3 separate regions of the Mus musculus genome follow, and regions 1 and 3 are each linked to region 2. Evidence: chromatin loops called from intact Hi-C (ENCODE). Cell type or tissue: left cerebral cortex. All regions are shown on one strand.

What was found. A loop is a pair of places that touch in the nucleus more often than their neighbours do. Peaks named below come from ENCODE experiments on the same cell type or tissue, not always from the same donor. Only the 100,000 strongest peaks of a DNase experiment are listed, where the experiment ranks them.
Region 1: it touches region 2 in a loop (2.2-fold over the local background); 12 of 42 quality-filtered maps call a loop at or near these places.
Region 3: it touches region 2 in a loop (7-fold over the local background); 34 of 42 quality-filtered maps call a loop at or near these places.

What each region holds. Positions count from the first base shown.
Region 1 is chr2:92,696,481-92,704,480 of GRCm38, reverse strand. No RefSeq gene overlaps it. Among named protein-coding and RNA genes, the nearest start is that of Gm13816, 42 kb to the left of the region's middle. In left cerebral cortex, no CTCF peak of the experiment used is centred here; DNase peaks (open chromatin) are centred at 4,902 and 6,791; H3K27ac peaks cover 3,061 bases.
Region 2 is chr2:92,604,767-92,612,766 of GRCm38, reverse strand. Chst1 (carbohydrate sulfotransferase 1) reads right to left here. Exons shown (of 3, transcript NM_023850.2): 2 at 944-1,073. Among named protein-coding and RNA genes, the nearest start is that of Chst1, 9.1 kb to the right of the region's middle. In left cerebral cortex, a CTCF peak has its summit at 3,673 (motif pointing left); DNase peaks (open chromatin) are centred at 6,572, 7,644, 7,766, 7,783 and 3 more places; H3K4me3 peaks cover 988 bases; H3K27ac peaks cover 6,947 bases.
Region 3 is chr2:92,806,789-92,814,788 of GRCm38, reverse strand. The region is part of intron 1 of Gm39880 (a long non-coding RNA gene); the gene reads right to left. Gm32413 (a long non-coding RNA gene) reads right to left here and starts at 7,902. Exons shown (of 2, transcript XR_374794.3): 1 at 7,643-7,902; 2 at 3,070-3,601. Gm13791 (a long non-coding RNA gene) reads left to right here. Exons shown (of 5, transcript XR_001783401.2): 5 at 1,705-1,842. In left cerebral cortex, a CTCF peak has its summit at 3,622; DNase peaks (open chromatin) are centred at 2,238, 2,917, 3,627, 4,610 and 1 more place; H3K27ac peaks cover 4,589 bases.

The sequences.
Region 1 (8,000 bases), 92 kb before region 2:
ACCTGGGATGAATCAGTCACAACCAGGGCTCCCAAACACCTGGGAGATTGAAGGAAGAGAACAGGAAACGGTAGTGAGGCTGGAGCACCCAGTGCCAGTGACATGCTCTGCCTGCCCAGCTACACCCAGGACAAGAGAAACACAGTCGCTGCTGTGCTTAGAGCCTTCTGGCTCTGGGCTGGTGGATAATTAGACTCTGAAAGAAGCCATCTGCTTTGGCCCCTGGGGTCTCCCTGCAGCTTCAGCCCGACTGGCAGCTCTCACCACACTGGACTACCTGCCAAGGTTCCCCTCTGCCTTTTGCAGTTGGCCCTGGGTGAAGGAAGGGCTGGTGTCACACACAGGTCTCCACATCAGATAGGTGGCCCTGTCTGCTATAGGCCCCCAAGAGGTGGAGCTATATTGGTGGGGAATGTAAGAAAGTGGGCAGAAACCACCAAGGGCAGCCATAAACACGCAGGGCTGGAGAAAAGCACCTGGGTCCTGGTTCTTTCAAGAGGCCGATGGAGCTGTAGTAAGACTCTATCTTTAAGGCCATGGCATTGCTGGGAGAAAGAGAAGATGACAGGCCAACTGACCTGGCCCATGCCCCTAAGAAGTTCCCAGCCCCATTCGAACAGGGGTGGGGGTGGGTTGATCATCGGGTCTGCCTGCCTTCCTCCAAACTGCCTCCTCCTCAAAAGCTGGCAAGAATCAGCCTGACCCAAGAGCTGAGAAGGGTGGAGCTCATGGTGATAAAGCTACGTGCAAGTTTTAATTACTTCTCCTCTCCATCCTTTGCATTTATCTAGAAAGGACAGGGGTGGGTGGCTGTGTGTCTAATTAGAAGTGCATCCCCCTTCATCTCCTCCAGTCACATCTTTCTTTGGCTCTAATGGAGGCTTTAATTGGATTCTGGGTATCCACGGGGCCAGGGTGGCATTTCGGGATCAGGGCAGCTTCCCACCAGGGACCCTGTCACCTGGAGTGGCAAAGATGAGACCTTTGTGGTCAGGATCATCATGATTAAGGAGGGCTGGTGGGTGATGTTTGAGGGTGGCCCAAGGTGGAGGAGGCAGGGCTCTCCCAGGCCACTCCCAGGCCCAGGCTCTCTGCATCGCTTGCCAGGCCACTGTTCCCTGCCCTGTGAATGGGCTCAGTTTTCAATTCTGGAAGAAAAGTATCAGAGACAGCAATTAGGGGTGAGCCAGCTACATCGGAGGACGATGTGGAGCCTCAGGAAGTGCTAAGCCTTCTGCCAGATAATGAGCTTGCTTCTTTCTCAAGCCATCTCCTTGTCAGTTAACACCACACAGCACAGCCCCAGTAGGGCAGATGTGCCTGGAAGTGATGTTTCCCTAAGGAGAGAGGGTTCCCTTTAGTGCTGGGTTGGGTAGGGGTGGGTAGGAAGAAGAGGAAATGCAGACCGGTCAGAGGCAAAGATAAGGTAATGAAAAGGTGAGTGTGGAACCCAGAGTGTCCTGTTGGAGCCTTGCAACCTTGGAATGCAATCCAGGCTCTCTGAGCCTCAGTTTACTCACCTGTAATATGGGTTTTGAGGTTGTATGCCTGGATGATAAGAAGGGTGTCTCATTCAACTAATAGCGCATCATGTCTTGGGCAAAGCACCTGGCCATGGTAAGTGCTCAATAAACCCAGGCTCTCATCCCTCATCTTCAGATCCAAAACTGTTCTGAGCCCTCCATCACATCATACCATATGTGGAAAGTTCCATAGCACTCATTATGGTTAATATTAACTGTGAACTTGCCAGGATCTAGAATTCCCAAGGAGACGAACCTCTGGACATGACTTTTCGGGACTGTCTAGAGTGGGGTGTGGGCAGCACCATCTAATGTGCTGAGGTCTGGGCTGAAAAGGAAGAACTGAGCACCAGCATCTCTGCTTCTGCCTACTGGTGCTCTCGAGGCCACGCCTTCCCTACATTGTTGGAAAGCGCCCTCCCGCTGTGGCCACAGTGAACCCCTCTTTAAGTTGCCTTTGTCAGGTACTTTGTCACAGAGACAAAAAAAGGAACCATGAAACTCCATTTGTGCCCAAGTCCTTTAAAAATTGTCTATAATTATATCCAGACTGCTCATGAGGCATATAGGAAGAAACCATGGATTTCAGGTTTAGACTTGAGTCTTAAGATAGGTATTCATTATGTAGATGCAAACATTCCAAAAATCTAAAAGGAGATACACGTCTAGTCTCTGGCGGTTCAGATAAAAGATCTCGGCTGGGGTAACCACCAGGAGCTAATCCCTGTGGGCCTTAGACATCCCAAGCCGAGGGATAGCTGCTTGCTCTCTTCCCCTTACAGACGGACTAATCACTTTGTAATGCAATGATAGTAACAGTTGAGGCTCAAAGTGGCTCCCAAGTCACCAAGCTCCTATCACACTATCTCATCTAATTATCACAGTCCCAAGAGGTACACACAGCAGATAGCATCTGTTACCATCCTTTGTTTAGTATTTTGTAGCTGAGAGATCTGAGGTCCAGGGAAGGTAAGCCGATCACCGATCACATCACCGCACAGCTTGAAGCCCTGACTCAGGCCAGGCACTGCTCCCTAAATGTAAATGAACTCACTTCCTTCAACAACTCCAAAGGGTCAGCCGGGGCTCCGTTATGATCCCAGCACTTGGGAGGCAGAGGGAGAAGAGTGATTAGGAGTTCAAGGTTTACATAGTGAGACCTTGTCTCAACAAGGAACGAGGAAAAGCCTTGTATAAACTGACTGGAAATGCAGACTGTCCCTGGAGGGCTGGTGATATTAAATACTTATTAGTTTGCTCAGGTTGGCCTTGCTCTATGTAGCCAAGGAGGACCTTGAGAGTTTCAGGTGTGCCACCATGCCCAGCTTTAGCAATGAACTGGAAAAGGGAAAAATGGAACGAGCAAGGAGCTCAGACTGAGCGTCCTGGGTGTGGAGAGCACAAGTGTTAGAGGGATTGCTTGAGAAAGCTGGGAAGTCAGAGCCATTCCTCCTGAGGGGTTGGCTTCCACTAGAGTCCCTGGTCACTGAGTGCCCCCTTTGGGTGCCTAGTTACAGCCTCCAGGTTCATAGAAGCATGGCTTCACAATCATTTGGAATGGACACTTGAGCTGCTCGCCTTCTGTCTTTTAAGAAGCACCCCAGGAGTTTGGAAACAGGGCTAAGATGGTCGGGAAAAAGAGTGGCCATGGAGGAGGAAGGCTAGACACTCCTACCCAAAGAAAGGCCCAGACTCAGGCCCAAGAATAGTGACCCTAGGCAGCGGGGAGAAGGCCTTGGCTGATGCAGGGAAGACTGGACCCAGGAGCCTCTCTCAGAGTGCATTAGTATTGGGCTGGAGCCTTGAATGCCAGGTAAAGTTTGAGTTTCTAGTGACACTGCCTAGCCAAGAGGCTTCCTGGTATCTAGAACAGCAGGTCAAGTGCTTGCCTGTGACTTACTGTCATGTTGACATCTCACAAGCCAGATTCACTTAGAGGCAGAGAGGAGGAGGAGGAAGAGGAGAGGAATCACCTAAGATACTATTGACAGACTGGCTTTTCTCCAAGGATGTTCCGAGGCACACCAATCCTTCAAGGCCCTCCATGAAAATGTGGTGCCATGAGCTGGAGTTTGGTGGACAGAGCATCAGTCTTAGAACCATGGTTTTGATCAACACTGTGCTAGCTAGCATGGGTGAGGCCCTGCATGCATGAGAACCTGGGCTCTGATTCCCCCAGCACTTCACAGTGCACGCGTGAGACCCCAGCACTGAGGTGATGCTGGCAGAAGTTCACAGTTATCACTGCCTAGATAAGAGTTCAGGGCCTGTCTCAAAGTAGAAATATAAAAAGAAAAACAACTTTCTCTAACAAGTAAAGGTGCTAAGGAGTTCCAAGGTAGGTAAGTCATTTTGCTGTGCTTTAACTTAGCTCTTTTGTGTGTGATGTTTGTTTGTTGGTTGCTTGTCTTTAAAATCAGATTCACATTTTATAGCCCTGGCTGGCCTGGAACTCACTACATAGACCAAGCTGGCTACAAACTCACAGAGATCCACCTGCCTCTGCTTCCTTAGTACTAAGATTAAAGGCGTGTGCCTTTAATCCCAGCCCTCTTTACACCCGGCCCTCTGAACTAGGTTTTAATCACAAAACACTTGGTCTGTTTCCACCCAGGGGGACCCAACTGTAGAGCATAGCACGTGGTGAATAATGTGTTCAGGACTTCCTGTCCCAGGCTCCCTAACATGCATAGTCCAGAATGCTCAAGGCAACCCTCCAGTCTCAGTCTTCCTAGCTTTAGCATTATAGGATGAGCCACACATGTGCCTTCCATTTGTCCTAAGTCCTCATCTACTCACCCCTCTGTGCTCAGGTCTCAGGAAGTCCTTAAGTCCCTGCCCATCAGCAGGAGGGCCCTGCCATGAGCCCAACAGCTGGGAGGGTCTCCCCTCAGGAGTCTTTACTTTTAAATATAATCTTGGGGAGTAAGGGGCCCTGTGAATTCTGTAAGCCTCAGGGACTTCCTGAGATATGTAAGTTGTTTATGTCCCATCTTAATGAGCCTCTGTTTAGAATGGACGTAACCAATAGAGTGTGAAAGAAAAATAAACAGGTCTGTGTAGAGCACTTAGAGGCAAATGTGGAGAGATTTGTGTCAAGCTGGAGTTTCTAGGGAAAAAAAATCAACAGAAAGCCAACTGCTATGTGAATCAACTCCTTATAGGTTCAAAAGATTATCAGGAAAAAAATTAAACCTGTCCTAGTGATAGGCAACCACCCTAGAGTATGCTGAAAGAGGAGATTGCTCACTCCGTTTGGGGTGGGGGTTAGGGTTGGGGTTCTTTCAGCAGTCAGATGTGGCTGAGAGAAAGTTAAGGGCCACAGAGCTGGCCTGGAACCTGTCAGAACGAGGAGGCTGCTCCAACAACAGGCACAGCAGGCTACAGTGAAGCTCTTGAACCAAAGCCAGACTATGCAACACAAGCCAGTCCTGCTAAGGCTGTCTGTGGTAGGAACGCGTGTATGGATCACAGAAGGCCAAATGGGGCAGTGTCTCCTTTCCATGTCACCGTACCCGACACTGATCTTTTGACTAGAGAATTGATAAAAGTGATGAGACTCTTTCACATCATACTGGGCCTTGCAAATGTTTCTTTTTCAGTATCCCCTTAGCCCCTCAAGGTCAACTGCACTTAATTGAAATAGACAAAGGTAGACCTTCCCAGATCCTGCACTCTCTGTAAAAAGGCCTTGTTACACAATGAGAATGCTTGAGTGTCCTACCTTTTTTTTTTTAGATTGATTTTATCATTTCATATGTATTAGTATTTTGCCTTCATGTATGTCTGCACCCCATGTGTACCCAGTGTCCAAGGACGTGGTGAGCCCCCATGTGGGTGCTGAGAGTCGAACCCAGGCTCTTTGCAAGAACAAGTGCCCTTAGCCACCGAGCCAACACTTCCGTCTCAGAGTTTCTTACAGATTACAAAAACATCTAGGAGGAAAAGTAAAATCAACAGTAACATTTTTTTTCCAGAGGATATCCTGTGTCTGGAGAAAGACAAGTACCCAAAGCCATAAGGTTGTTAAGTAAAAATTATAGTGCCAAGAGTGGGTAGCCTCCCCATGGGCTGTTGGCCAGGAAACCCCCCAAAGCCTCCCAAATGACAAGGGCACTGCTACTTCTGCTGGTTGTGTGCCAGGACTAGATTAACCCTATATGGCTGTAAAGGATACATAAGTTGGTCACATGACATAGAGAAATCAGGCTGAGACTAAACCGGAAACATACTCCCTGCTGGCGGGCTTTCTTAATGTTGAAAGGTGCGTCATAGGTTGCTGCAGGAAAGTTTAGCCAATAGTTCTACTTGGTTGAAGATGCTGCATGCAACACCATCTGAATGTCAATAAAGATGTGTCTACAGGTCTACTTGTGGCACAGACAGTTTTGGGTACAACCAACAACTTTCTGATAGGCTTTAAAGCTTGTCCACAGAAGGGAATTCACTCCCAGATTCTGTGAACCTGGACAAAAACCTGTGGTCAGGAAGGGAAGCAACAGCTATTTTGTCAAACGAACATGATGTGCATGTCAAACTGCTCTTTAAGCATTTGTGCTTATGACCAGCCATCGAGCACTATTGTCAGCTACAACTGGTCATAAAGGACGTTTCCTTTACAAATAATGGTAAGCTGCAGGCACTCATAACCACTAGTGACACTCCTGAAAACAACCATTTCTGTGGCAGAGTAACCTGGAGGCTTAGACATCTCCATCGACTTCCACCAAGGCTCAGAGAATTGCATGGATAGGAGGCAGAAAGATCGGAAGAGCTGGAGGAAGGGTGGAGGGCTCTGTAGCAATTTTCTCTGAACTGAAACATTGTATCCCTCAGATAGGGGCCTTAAGACCTAGGAAGTTCTTAAGCAAAGTTCTTTAAGACGCAAGAAGCAAACACCTCAAGCCTCGAGAAGTCTCTGAAGCTTTCTAGATTCATAGACCCCCTCCTTTCCCGGTGGTGTAAGGACTGTTGAGGAGAGGAGACACTCTGACCTCTGGAGCCGCTGGCAAATTATGCAGAAAGATCCTGGCTTCCAGCTTTCATTAACTCATTACCCATGCTAGACTGGACTTTCTGTGATGCAGCTGCCTCTGTAAATAACCCCCAATCTATGCTGCTATAAGTAACCCCAACAGACCCACTGGTTCACTGCACTGGACCCTGGTGCTATCCTTACTTTGGTCTGTCCCTGGTTCTCTATGTGGGGTGAGTAGACGCTCACATCTCCTTAGGAATAGTGTCGCACAACACCCAGCTCAATCTTACGTATAAAAATGGAATCTCTGCCCACTTTTAATTTGCATTCCCTCGTTATAGAAAGAGAATGAACAACTTTGCGTTTGTTTAAAAGCCATTTGTAGCCTGGGTGAGATGGTACATGCCTATAATCCCAGCACTCAGAGGTGGAGGCAGGAGAATAAGGTATTCAAGGTCATCCTGGGCTCCGTGAGATCCCCTCCCATAAAACTAGCTAAGCAAATACACCAATAAATAAACAAATACCATTCATGGTTTCATTCCTACACACTGTTCCCTTCCAACCTTTCCCCCAACTTTCTTATGTGGGAGGTTTTCTTCTTTATTGACTCAGAGGGGCTCTTTATATATTAAAGGAATTCAACCTTCATATGTGATGCAAGCTTCAAATCTCTCCCCTTGCTTTTCATTTGCCTTCTGAATCTATTTACAGGTGTTTAATTCTATGTCCTTGAATCAAATTCGCAGACCCGAATCTTGTGGAGTTGCTAGGTTTGTGCCCTATTAGGAGGCCCTCAGAGTTTTAACTCTCAATATGCAGTAATTCTCCACATTGGGTCCCAGCTTGGACCTTCCTCCCTTGTATGACCCACAGCCAGTGCTGGCAGATTCCACCCGTGCCCAGTCTTCTCTTGACGGACAGAACCACTCTTGGGTGGTGCTCCTGGCTTACCCCTCCTGCTCCTCTCTGCCCTGCACTTGGCCTAAGCCTTCCTGTGCACACCCTCTTCAGGCTGCCCCAGCCTCTGTCCTCCCAGCACGAAGGCCCTTGCAGGTGTATGGAGGCTCCTCCCTGGCCCCCACCTTCCACCACCGCAGATCATTGCCCCTTAGCCACCTCCTTACTCCTTCTAGTTCCCACCCCTGACTTTGAGGCTCTGTCTCCTGATCCTAGCTGGAGTGACCAGGGACTCATAGATGACACAGTGGGTACACAGGAGGAACGAGGAGGAGCGGGCCAAAGAGGGAGGCCGAAACAGAATCAGAATGAGGCTTCCAGGGTCCTCTGTCCTCATGTCTCAATATGGCTTCCTCCTTCACGGCAACTTAGCCAAATTTCTATCTTTATTAATCAAATAACAAATTCAATTAATTACCTCAGTTTGTTTTAATTGAATCGAGAGCAAGAACATGGACAGAATCCCTAGAAGTAATGAAGCCTGGCACCTCACGCATCTGGAACAGAAATGACTTCCCCTTCAGCATGGGAATAGAAAA
Region 2 (8,000 bases):
CCCACCCCAGACAATGATCTTTTTCTCTGTCTTCCTCTAACCCTTAAAGGAAAGATGCACACCAAATTCCCCTCCCCAAACACAAATCCGGGAGAGCAGAGACCCCTGTGCTCCATGAATTCTGACTTGACAGCAGAATCCAGCTGGGCCAGGAACTGTCCACGGTGGGTAGACCATGGCCTTGCTACCTTGCAAATGAGGGCACCCAGCTGCCTCCAGATGCCCAGTTACCTAGGCACCTGCAGTGTTATAAGTCAAATGGCCTAGCGCAAGGGCAGGGCCCAGAGGCTACTGGGATGGATCTCTCTGCATAGGACTCAGGGCTTGTTTCTGGCCCCAAGCTACTCCCCCAGCCCTTCAGTCCACAAAAGTGGAGGAGGGGGAGGGAGGAACCACAGGAAAATAGAAAAGGAAAGCCTATCCCATGGGCTCACAACAAGCAAGTCCCAAGCTTGTCACAAGGTAGGCCAGGGGATGCTGCCTCAGCCACCAGGTCCCGAGAGATGCCAGGGCTGCTTCCAGACTCAGTGCCAAGGACCTCAACACCTCCCAAAGAAGGACTGCTGTAAGGCGGACCAGTGATCTGCACAGCCCCGAGGCCAACAGGCTGTGGAGGCAGCAGGCAGGTTGGCTTGGGCACCAGTTCCTCTCTCCTTGCCCTTCTTCTGTGTCCCACAGTCTGCCCCCAGGCTATGACACGTGACTTTGCCTGCTCTCCACATTGACACTGTCTCGGGCGCTCCAGCCGACCTATCCTCACCCCTGAGCCGTGAAGCCCTAACTTTCAAGCTACAGCTTGCATATCCCACCCTTAACAAGCCATGCTCCTTCTGACCATCCCAGGGCTCCTGTGGGCAGGAGCCGGCTAGCATGTGCGCCCAAGTGTCTCAGGCGAGAAGCCCACGTGGGTCCTGTATTAGAAAGTCGTGGAAACAAGCCTCACCTTCTGGAATTCAACTGGTCCTGTGATGGAAGTGAGTCACCTCAGGCCTTCAGGTGGAGAAGGTAGCTCCAAAGGGACAGCTGGGGACAGGGGTCTTCTTCCAACCATATGCAGCACACACAGCAGTTACCTGAAAGCCAAAGGCAAACTTTACCAAGCCCAATAAAACACCAAAGCCAGTACAACTTCAGGTAATACCTACTAAGTGCTTGCACAGGGCTAAGGCCTTTAGCCAAACAAACAGATTCACTCTGTAAGCAGGTATAACCCACATCACGGGTAGCAGTGCCTGCTGGGGCCTATGACCTGCTTCAACCCCCATCTGGAGCCTGTATACCTCCCCTCTAAGACACATCTCATGCTTAAGCACACTTGGCCTTCAAACATGCACGTGATTCTGTCCCAGGCCACCCACAAACCAGCACAGGAGGGGCAAGGATAGGAGCAGGTAAGTTTATGAGTTCTGAGTCACAGACTGCATTTTATCCTTTTTGCCATGAGGTCCATGTATTGGTTGGCTCGTGGCTCGTGTGTAAGTTCATGGCTGGTGTGTAAGCTCGCATCCTTTGTATACATCCCTCCCACAATCTGCTGTGTTTCCTGGCTACTCTAGGAGACAAGTGAACCCCTGTCTCCCAAGCAAATAAGCATTGCCATCTTGGGCACCCTGTCATCCCTTACAAACTGTTCTGGTAGGGCAGGAGCCCACCCACTTCCATTGCTCAAATGGAGAATTTAAAGATCAGTCTATGGCTCACATGTGAGAAACATCAGGGGCCTGGGTCCTTCTGGATCAGGCTCAGACCTGTGCTCTCATCCCTTTACCATTGGCTCATTGTCCCCAGGAAGAATGGGGAGCTGCAGGCTCTGCTAGCCTGGGGAAATGCACAGGGTCTGAGCCAAAATGGCCATGCCTACCAGTGTTTGGACTCTGAGGCTCCTATTTAAAATGTAAAAAGCCATACTATGTGCAGAAATCAGCACCGAGTCACCACCAAGAGACAGTTAATAGGGCAAGCGGTCCAGTCCAGATTTTTAGTAAGAGTCTCTCAGTGTGTTCAAAGTCACACAATCTGGACCACACCCATCCTAACCCCTGTGGCAGAGGCCTCTGCCCCGTGGAGGGAAGGCTGAGAGTAATGGGGAGCCCTCTCTACTCAAATCCCAGGTCCCTGACAAGTGCCTCAAGGAATACCAGCCCCCTTGCTTCAGTTGTGAGGTCACTAAACTCAGCTGTGTTTCTTCATAGATGTCTACCAGCAGTCCAGACCAACAGGCACTAACCAAAAACTACATAGGAATTGATACCAAGGAAAGTCAGCACTCCCAAGGGGCTCCCAGTCTCCCACCCTCAGGCTCAGGTACACTGCCTCAACCCCAACCTCAAAGCTAGTATGTCAGCACTTCACAACCCACAGCAGGGAAAAAAGTTGAGGCTCTTTGGGTACAACAGCTTTTCCAAGTCCATGCCCCAAGAAGCGGGGAGAGACAAGATCCCAGCTCAGGCTAGGTGCTCTCCAAGTCATTTTCAAATCTCTTGGCTGGATCTGCTCCTGGCCCATCTCTTACTTCATTCCCTTTGGTTTGCATCAAAACAGCTTTTCTTGACCCTTAGGCCTGCAATTCCAACTTTAAAGACAGAATTACACAATGAGTGTTTCTTCAGAGGAGGGCCTTCCATCTTGCCCAGAAGGGAACAGATGGTTCGAGCTCTTTCTCCCAGTTTCCCTTCCACCCTGAAGAAACTCAAAGCCAGGCCTAAGGTGAGGGGACTCCTCAAGCTTCAGAGGGTACACTGTGGTCACCAGCTTGCAGCCTGGCTGAGTGCCATGTGCCCACCTTCCAGGAGGGCAAAGCCAGAGCATGAGAACAGGAAGGAGGATGTTGGAGCCCCTGAAAGTGCTCTGCTCTCCTGCCAGCCTGGCACAGCCAAGCCCAGAGCTGGCCAAGGGTCCTTGGTATGCTGGAGGCATCTGCCCTGGAAACCAAAGGCCCTGGAACCAGGTCCTCTGGTTCCCAGGCAAACCTTGGCCTCTGCAAGAGATTTCTCAATGCCCTGGTCCTCCCAAGCCAGACTTGGGGGCCCACGACCCTTCCTGGGCTTCTGTTATGGCCTCCCTCATTACTGGATCAAACCTTGGGCATAGGAGCCCAGAATCCCACCTTTTTGTTAGAAGACAGAGGACCTGGTGGCCAGCCTGGAGATGGCTTGGACTGCAGCTCTGTGGTCAGGTTGGGAGTGGAGAATGCTATACAGGGAAGCTCCAATCTGCAACTAAGGGCTCAAGCCTGCAGGTCAGAGGCTAAGCACACACTGGCTAGGCACCAGTTGGGCCTGAGCTTCACTTCCCCTGTCTATAAAGGTGGCCTAACCAGATCATTGTTTGCTAACTGACTTGATGCACTTATTCATGCCCAGCATTAGGACAAGATTCTGCTTTGTGTTTGACAAGTGACCTCTGACAACCTCTGACACCAGCCCCATGGAGCAACCCAGCTCCATTGTTTACCTGCTGGGAACCTTGCCTAGATTTCTGAATTTTGCTTTATGTCTTAGGGAAGCACCTCAGAACTAGTTACCTGTTACCCTTAGAGTCTGTTCTAACAGAGAGAGACCTCTGTAGGGCTTTACCCACCACTCCTCCTTCCCAAACCACTTGCCCTGCTAGAATTTTCTGTGCTAGGCTATTGTGATGGTATTTCTGCTTCCCTCTAGTGGCTAGAACTGGTAGTACAGCCTCCTAGCTCTCATCTTCTTACTGTGTGAGGAAGCCAAAGGTGCCACGGTGGGTGGAAGTATGATGCTGCAGATTGCAGTGAAGAGGGATGGTGGCTTCTGAGCCACGGAGATACTCTTCCTCAGCTGCACACCAAGAGGCAAGCAGCAATAGGCAGTCTGGCTTTACCCCTGCACGGCCCTCACGCTGCCCAGACTGAAGAAGCAGTGTTGAACAGAACACCACTAACAGGAGTGGCCTGCAGCTTCTGCCTGTCCCTAGATTGAGTGACACTGTGTGTCAAGACCTAAAGCTCTTTGTACCTGGGGTTTTCCTCCAAAACACTAACAAGGACCTCTCTGCCTTTGGAAGGACCTGCCCCATGTTCAGGGCCAGTTAAGGCTAAGTCCACCCCAGACAGAGGGAAGCCCTGTGAACTGTGGGAAAGCTCAAAGTCACTCTCCAGAAGAAATCAGTGCTCCCGTGTCTCTGCCATGCCCCACCAACCACCAGACCCAGCCTGATTCCCCATCTGACACTGTCCTCATAGGCCCAAGGACCCAAGGGCTCTGCCCTTCACCAAGTCCCTCTTGCCACCCTATGGGAATCTCAGCAAACCACAGCGAGGCAGTTTACCTTCCCTGTTCCACAGGCTCCTTGGAAACACAGTCCGTCTTCCCAGAAAATGCTTCCTGTGCCCAATTTTGCACACACAATTTGGAATCGTTTTGAAGCTCCTGAAGGGAGGGTGCAGGCTACTGCTCTACTCCACAGAACCTGGGCTCCCTCGTTCCTGACGCTATCATCCTGGGGCTGTCTTTCTGAACGAGGCAGACGATGCTTATGGAAACGAGCCAAAAGCAAACAAAGAAAACCACGTCAAGGAAAACCACAAAGCACGTGTGTCCAACTGTGCACACAACGCATGAACGGCCCCTGGAACCTTATGCACTATGCTAGTATGGCTGCCTGGGAGAAGAGGACCCAAGAGCCTATAAAGCAGTGGGCACAGTCTGCAATGAGCTTTAAGTTTATTTTCTGTGGAAATACAGTGACCATGTACCCATGGAGAGCTGGAGAGGTGTCTGAGGACAGGGTTGGTGACTGAGAACCATCCCTGTCACCTCACCCCAGCCTTGAGGCTTTCTTCTTCACCCCAATGACACTGCTTACCAGCCTTTCTCTCCACCCCACCCCCCTACCCCCAACTTTCAACACATCTTGTCAAGACTTCCTTGTCTTAGCACCAAGCATTAGCCCTGCTCAGGTGGACGTGAGGACCTGTGATTGGCTGCAGACTGCTGAGGTGGCCTCAGAGGGAGCTGGGAGTTGTGCAGGGAGTGGCTGAGGCTAAGCTTGCACAGGTGGCTTCTTTCTTCAAAATGCTCTTAAAGCGGCATGGGGAGCAGGGAACAGAGAGCCGGGGGAACATGAAGCTGAACATCCACTACCTGAGCAAACCCAGGACACAGAGATTCCAAGGCACCAGCATACTATGCAGACATCCAAGCAGGGGACAGAGGACTTGGGCAGGGAAGAAGTTAGCTAGATGGTAGCCTCGGGGAAACCACACGTTTTAACCTGCTTAGCCAGCCCTGACCCACCCACCATCGATGTTTATTTAGTTAAAGGCTAAAGAAACAGAAGAGCCAGGGGATTATATCCTCTCAAGTGAAACTCGGCCATGAAAATGAGGCAACAAGAACACAGGATTGTGAAAGCCTAAAAGAAGGGGCTGGGTCAGCTCTAATTGCCAATGTGTAGGCTTATGGGATAGAGCTTCCTGGCAGCCAATGAGAAAAGGGAAATAACTCAGTTACATGTTCCACAAGAGCCAAGAGATAGCAGTAAAGCATATGACCAAAAGACATCTGGCTGATTGATAGGGGCTGGGGTCACGAGATCTCCCAAGACGTCTCCAAAGCCACACAGCACCATGAACCCAAGATCCCACACAACCCACAAAAACCAAGGACCACTGAGTTCCCTGTGGCCGTGTGCTGGGGCAGCCTTCAGAATTAGCAGTCTGAAGAACACAGAGTGACCGTGCAGGAATGGTGACCAATCCAGGGAACACTGGAAGCAAAGAGCTTCCCCCTTGGTAACATGGCCGTGTCCACGTTAACCTCAGTAAGGTCTACAGGATCTGCATGACACAGCAAGGTGTTCGGCGAGCGACCTCTGGAGTTCTTAGACACAACCAGACCCTCTTTTGAACATCCCCAGAATGCAAGGCAGACCCAATCATACTGTCGCTAATCCTTTATCTTTTCACCGTAGGCAGAGCCGCCTGACGCGCTGAATGACATCTCCGGGCAGGTCATTCTAGTGACCATGACACTGGCACTAACACTTGTCACAAGCCCCTTTGTAAAGTAGGTAGGCACCAGAGGAAAGACCTGCACAGGGAGACTGGGTGAGACCCTCACTCCAGCTGTCTGATGGCTCAGAAGTTTGGAACAAGACTCTCAACCTCTACTGGCCTCTGTTGCTCTGAGGTACGAAATGAAAGAAAACAGAGCGATCACAGCCGGAAGCAAGAAGCTGGAAGCAGAGGGTGGAGCAGCTCAGCACAACCTGGGTACAGGCAAGACTCATGGAGGGGTGTCCACTGGTGTGAGCTCAGGGGCTAGCCTAGACCACAACAATCCTCGGAAAGGCTCACGGGTGTGGCTTGAGTCCCACCCGCAGGACCCTCAGCTTTCAGGAAAGGAAGCAACTCCTGTCAGGTGTCTGGTAGCCTGGGAGCAAAGCCTGCTGTGGGGTGAGTGACCATCCTCCTGTGCTGACACAAGGGCCTAGTGGACAGGAACCTGAGAGGAGAGATGAGTCAGAAGGCTGGTCCCTGTCTCAGCCGGGCCAGCCTGTGGGAGACGGAACTACTGCCCCAGCACTAGACGGGAAGGCCCTGGTTTCCTGCCCCCTCCCCCCCTCCTCAGCACAGCCATAGCCTGTCCAGTCAGAGTAATACTGAGGCCCCACCCATTGGATCCCGGCTTGGTCTGGGCTTCAGTCATCCACCCAAATCCACAGATGAAAAACTATCAACAGGAGCCTGAGCAGCCGCAGCCATTGCCCAGCTGGCAGCTGGCAGAGGGACCCCCTGTGCCTTCGTCCTTAGATCCTGGTCTCCAGCCACCTGTATGAGGCCCAACTGCCCTGTGTGTGCAAGAGATGGGGTTGAGATAGTGAGAGAGGATGGGGCACCTCTCAGGTGGGATGGAGCCGACCCAGAAATGACTATGGACCAAAAAAACCACAAAGAGGGGTTCTCCCTCATGCGGAGCAGAAAGGCCAAAACAAGTGGGAAGCAAATTCAGAAAAACAAACAAACAAACAAACAAAAAAAAACTGCAAGTCTACACGGAGGCAAGGGTATCCATTCAACCACAATGACCCAAACCCTGGTTGCAACCACAGAGCTTAAGCCCCAGGCCACACCTAAGAACAACCAGGACACCAGAGATGCAGATGCAGTGAGCACCAGGCACCGGAAACAATGAGGTTGCCCCAAATAGACTAGAGGAGCTCATGACCTTACCGTCCACCCTCAGCCCCACATCTACTGACAAGATCAGATTCTGGGGGTGGACACTGCCTGTGGCTTCCCAACCTGGCATGTGAATGGACCTGACTCTCACAGTGCCTCCGAGAGTTTACCCTTCCCTACTGAATGACAAGAACAAAGATGACCACAAGTGGATGCATCCCTGATACCTTCTCCACCCCAACTTGGGGCTCTTGGGGAGTTGTGATCTAGAAGTCATGACCCAGGAATGTAACAATAGTCTGCAACCAGAGATCATCAGAGAATGACTTGATGACTACAAGGTGTGGACTGAAAGGCAGGGCTTAGGCTCAATGCCTGGAGAGGCAACCCTTCTCTCTATGCTCAGACCTCGCCCCCGGAGCTGGCACCAAAGACATCCTGGCTTGTCTCATTTGCCGCCTCTCAGGTAACAGACCTAGGGAGCCTCACACCCTATCCATGCTCCTGACAGGTAGAATGAGCATCTCTGGCCGCTATGAGCAAAGATGTCGAGAGTGAGGTGTAATGTAGCTGTTCCCCTAGAGTTCAGAACCGTGATGTGGCTGCCACACATCACCCCAGGAGACCTACTGCAAGCTCAGAGTGCAGGCACAGCTGTGTCCACTTCACAAGCGAGGCTTATAAAGGTTATATAATGGGCCAGAGAGCTATCTCATCAAGTAAAGGTGACTGCCAGTGAGCCTGGTGTTCAGAGTTTACCCTCACAGTAGAAAAACCACCCACGAGTTATCCACTGACCTCCTTCCTCCCAGGTGCTGCGACATACACACATCCACATGGGTACACACAT
Region 3 (8,000 bases), 200 kb before region 2:
ACACACCTTTCAACCCCTTCCTTCTCTGCCCCCAAATTTAATTCATCCACTCTGGCTGGGTTGGTTTTGATCCTCTGAACACAGCTGACAGGCAGCCCATTCAACATGGAACCCAGCTCTCTTGGGAGAGTGCAGCCAGAGAACAAGTTCCAGAGGCTGCCTTGCCTAGGCTGGAACTGAACTTCTGGCACTCACTAGCTGTGTGACCCAGAAGACAACTGACCTTCCCAGGGTTATCACCCTCTTATAAAATGCCAACGAGCTGCCAGGCATGCCTGTGCATGAAATGATTGCCTGGGTTCCCCCTCTTCCCCAGGCCCACATCTGACTTGGAGGGAGACGCATCCCCACTTGCTCTTCTTAGGATATGCTGTGTGTGAGCACAGGCTTGACCTGGCTCAAATCTGGCTCCGTCCACTAGGTTTCCCTGGAGCCTCAGCCATCTCCTTGAACCTCAGTCTCAGCAGCCACAGAGGCCAGGGGCGTGAAACAGCTATGCCCATTCGTTTCCCCTTTCTGGGCTTCCTCTGAGCTCTCAGCATCTGCTCTTGACCACAGCCCTCATCTGGAATGTCTCTTTCTGGCATGTCTCTTGCAATGGGACACTTGTGCCTCCTCTCTCTTTGGGGTGTCCCCTCCCCAGGAGATTGGTGCTCTCAGGAGGTAGCCTCTGTGCCTGTCTCCTATCTGCTTCCTCAGAGATCTTGGGTCTGCACACAGGGCCCTCAAGGACAACCCACTGGGGTCCCTCAGATGGAGTATGTATATGTAAAGTTCTCTTCTGGCTCTGCCTCCACTGGGTTCACCCAAAGGCACTTTGAAGAAGCTGTCATATGAAAGATACAACTGTATTCAGCACACACTATGTGGACTTGGGATTCTGACCTTGGTGTGGGTTGACTGAAGCCATCAGCTACTGTGGAACTGATTGTGTGTGTGTGTGTGTGTGTGTGTGTGTGTGTGTGTGTGTGTCTGTGTCTGTGTGTCTGTGTATTATTTGCCTTCAAGAAAGTAAAACAATGTTTTCTTTTCATATGCAATATGAAATAGACAATAGCAACAATGAAAACTATGCAACTGGACTGGTCTCAGTTTACTTTACCTCAGGGTTTAAGGCAGGAGGGCAAAAATCTAGAGCCATCTGCACTGGGACAGGTGTGAGGAGGGCTAGGTGGGGAAGCACGAAGGGGCTTATCAGTACAGCTGCCCCTGACAGCCGCTCTTGGGTCTGCATTCTAGGCAGCAAGCAGCTCCTCCATCTCTCGGTTGGAGTTATTAATGAGAATTATTCATTATTGAACAGCTAATGCTTCTTTGCAGTTGACACATTCAAAAACAAGCACCAAAAGGACGCAGAGTTAAAGGTCGCCCTCTGTCCCAGTTCCCCTTCCTGGAGGCAGCCAGGGCTGCTGTCCTTTGTGTGTTCTTCCAGATACAGCGTGTTTACGCTGGAGGAAAACTATTTATGCTCTGTGTTTGTGTGCTTAAATCCGTGTGTTTCCTTCAGTCGTACGCAATGGTGGCAGCCCGTGTCTGCCGTTCTGCCCCGTGCTTCTTTGCTTTGTGCTGGGTTGGAGGTGGGAGCTTACTAATTTGCAGAGCACCATGGTTACCCATGTGTCTGTTATAGAACAGCTCTTGCTTTATTTAGCCTGTCCTCCCTCCATGGACACACAGGTTATTCTTTTTTATTTTTTTTTTCAGAGGCAGTCTTCTCCAAGTCCGCATCCTCCGTGGCCCAAGCTCATTTGAAGGGGCAGATGATGTTGTTACCTGGTAGCCCCTGCAGCTGTCACCCCTGCAGCTCCCCCAATGCACCATCTGCTCCAGCTATGGCTCGTTTTCAGGCAAGTTGTTACAGGAACCTCCAGGGGTCACCTTTCACAGTCCTCTGCACCCCCAAATCCAGTGCGTCCTTTGAGTTCTACAAGAGACCCTGGCACATCTGCCGGCCCTCCTTGACTAATAGCACTTCTTGGGTCAGAGGCTTCACCATGGCTTGGACCACTGCAATAGCTGCCTTTCATGTAATGGAACACCAGACAAGGTCCATTCGGGAAAGAAATCTCAAGTCTCCATTCCTGCCCCGTTCCCCTCCCGTCGTGCTATGATTCTTGTTACTCTACACCCATCCAACTTTTATCCCATCGCCTACTGTGCCTTCTCTAGGGCACCATCCACACTCAGATCCCTCCCACAGTCCTAATTCCCTTTTCAGTCAAGTTCCAAAGTTAAACAGCATTTTCCCCAAGAAGGCTGCTGTGGCATACCACCTTAAGGAGGTTATTCATCCATCATTATACCTTCTCTATGGATTTAACTCAGTTGCCATAACAAGTAGAGATCTGCTTTTGTGTCTCTGCAAAGGCCACCTTCTCCACAGGAATAGCAGAGTCATCTGGAGGTTTAGGGACATTTGTCGTCCCCTAGGGAGTTAGCAGTGTCTCTATAGTTAAGTCTGGGTTCAGCCATGGCTATAGGCAGGCAGAGGGGAAAATAAAGCAAGACAGAAACAGACCTGTTGTCTTAAAGGCACTGGCTTGGATGAGGCACACACCTTTTCTGCTCAGATCCCATTGTTAGGAATCTCAGGCTGGAAAGTATGGTCTCTCTGGGCAGCCATGTCCACACTGATAACTGTACCTTTCTGGGAGGAAGGCATGCATGGAATTCAGTGGGTATGGAGGAATCTTCTGTTGTGGCCTCTAGGAGACCTTGTGGAGAAGCAGGTAACCCAGGGTTTGGGTGGGTGACTCAAGAACCCCAGGCGACCATCATCCAGGCTGTGAACCATTCTGTGCCTGGTTCTCTGCTGCTCTGTACTAAGGGGACAGTCCTTGGGCTCTCAGTCTCTGTTTTCTCTGACCATGCCTGTGGACTGGGCCTTCTCTAAGATCTCTCTCCTCTTTTGTGCCAGGTCGGTGATAATCAGGCTCATGGTTGAGCACTGGAGCTCAGTTAAGAGCCCCATCAGCAAATAAAAGTCACAGCGCCTCATGGGAGCCATGCAGACAGACAAACCTTCCAGTATCCGAGAAGCGCCTTTGAAGACAGATGCAGAGAGATGTCTTTTTTTTTTTTCATTTTCTTGTGTTATTTTTTTTTGCATTTGATGTAAAATTTGGCAAAGTGTTCAAGACACAAATCTTAAATGTTCCATTAACCAAACGAAACCTCTCGTGACTGGCTGTACTATGTATTAGATGTTATATACAGTAGACCACTACATCAGTAGTTTATGCACTTGAGCTATTTCAGGGTCGTTACATCATGAAATGAAACCTCAAGAAGTTCAATAAAATGTAGAACAATACAATTACAGATGTGTATCATTAAGTTTTCACAAATATTTTAGGAAATACTATCATAGTTTATATAGATATATATAAAACTTGGGAAAAAATCTTAAGTCCTTTTGGTGATATAGCAAGGCAGTATGTTCATTTGTAAAGTGGAAGTCCTGTTAACACGTCTGCATCGTTGACCTTCCAAAGGCTACAAACTGGCTGTTCAGTGCTGAGGCTCTCATCCCAGCTATTTCCTCTTCACATGCAGAAGATTATCTTTGTCATCCTTGACTGTCACAGGCATCCCCACGTTCCTGCCAATACCGGAGTCACCCAATAGGTGTCACTGTGTGCTCTTGAAAGTAATAAAAGTATGCTTAAAAAAAAAACCCTATCTAAAGTTAACTTGGACAAAGGGGATAAAAATCTCATTTGTATTCGAATGAACGACAGCTAATATTTATCCAGCACTTTAAGAGTTGAGGTCACAAGCTGAATTCCCAACACTTCAGGATCCTCATGGTCAGGTGGGGAAACTGAGGCTCTGAGACTCTGACTTGGCTGAGACCACACAGTTAATACACAGCACAAGCAGGATCTAGCCTCATTGTCTCTGCATCTGGAACCTTCCTTTATAACAAAGCCACCAGAGTAAGCTGTACAGGAGTAACTTGTCCACCATGGTCTCCGCAGACAGCATTCTGGGCTTATTTATATCTGTCCCCATTGGGAATGGAAGCATGGAAGACAAAGGATACTCTACTTGGGGATCACTCATGTCGGTCTTCTGTACCTATGGAGAACAGGAACCATCCTCACCTGGAAGGGCAGCTGTCTCTCTCACAAGGGTGGGCAGTGTCCACACTGCTGGTAAGGGCACCACTGGCCACCACTGGCCTCAATGGGAAAAGCCAGTCTCTGCCCCTCCCCCCTGAATACCTTGGCTGCTGTCACCTCCTCTCACTTTCTGGGGATGATCCCACACCCTCATCCCTGATCCTTTTTCCTCTTCCCACCATCAGCTTCTATCAGCCCCTGATCTTTCCAGATGCCAGTAATTCCAAGAAGAGATCCAGTCAAGAGTCAAGCTGCTGCTGCCCAAAGGACCTGGCTTTGCCTTCTTGGTTTCTGTATCATTACCCCGTCCCAAGACAGCAGGTTCTCTCCCAGCTTCAAAGAAAACAGGAGGCAGAGGAAAAGCCTGTGAGTAGAGAAACATAGGAACTTCATTCTCTCTGCCTCCTTGGAAAGCCACATGGCTGTTGGCAAAGCGTGCTAAAGAGCTGGGAAGATGGTTCAGTCAGTAAAGTGTTCATCTTGTAAGGGTAAGGACTGAGTCCAATCCCAGGACCCACATTTTAAAAAAATGCTAGGGGCTGGAGAGATGACTCAGCAGTTTAAGACACTTGCTGCTCCCAGCACCTACACCAAGCAGTTCACAACCACACGTAACTCCAGCTTCAGGGCATCTGCCCTTGTCTGAGCTCTATGGCACCTGCACACACGTGGTTTATGCACACACGCACATAACTAAAAATAAAAGTGCTATTAAAAAAGTGCTAGTCATGGTAGAACACTCTTATAATCCAAGTGTCTAGGAAGGTAGAAACTGATCCCCAGGGCTTACTCTGGCTGTCCAGCCTAGATCACATGGTGAGTCTCAGGCCAGTGACCTGTCCCTCCCCAACCCCCCAAAAACCTAGGAAATGGAAATGATAACCAAGGTTGTATACACACACACACACACACACACACACACACACACACACAGAGTGATTGTGTAAGTATGTGTGTGTGTGTGTGTGTGTGTGTGTGTGAGAGAGAGAGAGAGAGAGAGAGAGAGAGAGAGAGAGAGTATGTTTGTGTGTGTATGTGTGCTGTGATAGGGTTGGACCCTCCCTACTCTTCAACTTGCAAGGCAGCCAGGATTTGGAGTCTGAGAAATGCCTTTTCTCGTCTGTTTTCCAGGGTATCGCTTTTCTTAGGGCAAAAGATTGCTTCAGCCCCTTCTCCCTTCTCCTCAAGCTTGCCTGGCTCATCACAATAACCAGTCACATGGAGAACTTTCTCAGCCCAGCCTCACTGTGGTTCCCATGGCAACCACAGTGGCAGGTCAGATACCTCTCCTTCCCCATCCCTAAACCCAGAGGGACCCGACCTGACTCCCTGAGCATGACAGACAGCTCAGAGGTTTCTCTGGAGCTCAGGAGCTGGAGACTCCATTTGTCACCCTGGCTAGCTCTGTGTGCTTACTCTGAAAAAGTCTCTTAGAGACATACTATCTCTCATCCCCAGACGAGTAGCAACTCTGCTCCTGGATGAGGCTACCCCACTCAGAGCAGGTCACAGCCCACCACTGGACTGGAAGGTGGCGAGAACTCTCCCTAAGAACAGAAAGAAAACAGTCAAGGGTGGTAGGTCCCTGCCAGACCCAGTCTCCAAATCCCAAGGTTGTCAGGGTCAGATGGGCAATGGGATTTAGAGAAGTGGTAGGGGCAGAGGTCATGGGGTAGTTGATGGGCACCCTGCTGACTTTTGCCCGAAGCCTGACGGAAGAAGGCCAGGTGAGCGGGGCTTTGCCAATAAGACCTAAACTCCTGGTTTGCCCTGCACTCAGGTGTCCCCCACCCCTTCCCTACTCACAGCAAGCTGCCTGAGCCTGATGTTTCTTCCAGCAAGGATGCTTCCAGGAGACTGACCGAGGAGGGTCCTAACATTACCAACCACCTCTGGGGACTGTGGGGATGCTGAGCGGGTGGCTTGGGCAGCAGCATGGGCTGGCACTACCATCTGTTACCTCCCTCCATGGCAGTGCCCAGCAGGCCTCTGACTCAACCTTTGTTGCTCTCAGTCAACTTTGGACCTGAGTCCGTGAGTGGGTGGGTAATGAGCCCTCTCACCCTGGCAGTGGGGCATGAGGAAGAGGGAGGAAGGAGGGAGGGAGGGATGGAGAAACAGAGAGAGACAAAGAGATGGAGAGACAGAGACAGAGAGAGTATGCTCCTAGGGGCTGTGTGAGAGGGACCAGGCTGCTCTGATATCTCTGAGCAGTTGCCTCTGTTCCCCTGAAGGTGGGGATGGGTTGTTCTGTTAGGGAGTGGAGCGCTCAAGTTGAACACCTGACTTGACCACCTTAGGAGGCTCAGAAGATGTTGGTGTGCTCTCTTCTGCACTTGCAGACACTATGCAGAAGTGGGAGTGGAGAGGGAGTGTCTGGATGCAGGGCTGGGGGCTGGGGGTTGGTGGCAGAGGCTCACCAGCGCTCTGCTTTGCCTCTGTCTTGGGTTTCTCTTTGACTCTGAATCTCTCCGACTCTTTCTATCTTCTCCTGTCCCTCAGAGCAGCAGTTTCCATCTCTCAAAAAGGCCGGAGGACAAGGGGGATGCCTGCGCAGGTAGCGTGATAAAGACCAGTTGGGATACCCTCTGCTCTCCTTCCTACAGAATCCCCATCTGTGGGCCTGACCAGGCTGCACCTTCATAGTCTAATGTCATCTTAACTCAGAGTTACAAGCCAACTTTCCCACCTCTGCAACACTACAGGCATCTGAGAGAGCATAGCAGGACAGCCAGGCTCTTTCTGTAAGGTGTAGCCAGCCCTGGTTGGCATGACTGTGTGGACCTCCTAAGTTACAGGTATCACAAGGCTGACACCCTCTAGGGACTGTTGCAGAACCAAGTGAAATGGCTTGTGTGTAGCTGGGGCCCCTGCTGTGATCATCCTTCATGCTGCAGAGCCTTGGTCCCCCTTCCTGACCACAGGAGAGCAGCAGGCTGCATCCCCACCCCCACCTCTGAACACCTGGCTTTTAGCAGAGGGCCTGCCTCCCGAGTGGTGGTGTGTGTTGGAAAGGCCCTGCCTGACCTCCATCAGAGCACCCTCATGTTCCTTCCCTTGCCCTAGTCACCCCTCTGGTCCTGTTACCAGGCCAGATGGCGACAGGGCTTGCATTGATTTTTCTCACCCCCACCGGCCCCCACCGCGGGAAGCCTGTGTCACAGGGAAAAAAGAGCCAGATGTGAAAGCGATGGACCCTTCTGATGTATTCAGCCGGTGGGGATGTTTGATCTCCCGCTTAACAAGCACAGCCATTTTTCTTAAGAGAGCCAAAAGAGAAAGAAGGATGGGATGTGTGTGTGTGTGTGTGGGTGGGGGGGGGGGGGTGGAGACAAAGAACTTGAGAGCAATGAGATAAAATGAGGTGGAGAGCAGGAGAGAGAGAGAGAGAGGGAGAGAGAGAGAGAGAGAGAGAGAGAGAGAGAGAGAGAGAGAGAGAGAGAGAGAGAGAGAGAGAGAGATATGCTAGGGCCAGAGGAGCTGGAGCAGGATCTCCCTCCAGAGTTACCTGAGCCTACCTCCAGCCCTGCCTCTGCAGCTTAGGCATCTTAGCAGCTCTGAGCCATCTCGCCCTCCTGATGGAGGTGACAGCTTCTTGCTCAGGGTGACAGGCATCTGCTTAAGATTGGGGGTGGGGGGAGGGGAAGGCTGTTTCTGCCACAGCAGGGACTTCCCCAGCAGGCTGGCATGAGCTGGCATGGGTTTGAGAGGGCCCATGGTGCTGTGGAGCCAGGACCCCTGCCTCCCTCCCTCTTGGGGTTGAGCAGCCATGAAGCCCTGGCTTTTTCTGTTTCCCCTCCCTTTCCCCTTCCCCTTCCCTCTCCTGCTTTGTCTCCTGGTCTTCCATTGATTTCCTATTTTAGAGAAGTCCCAGCC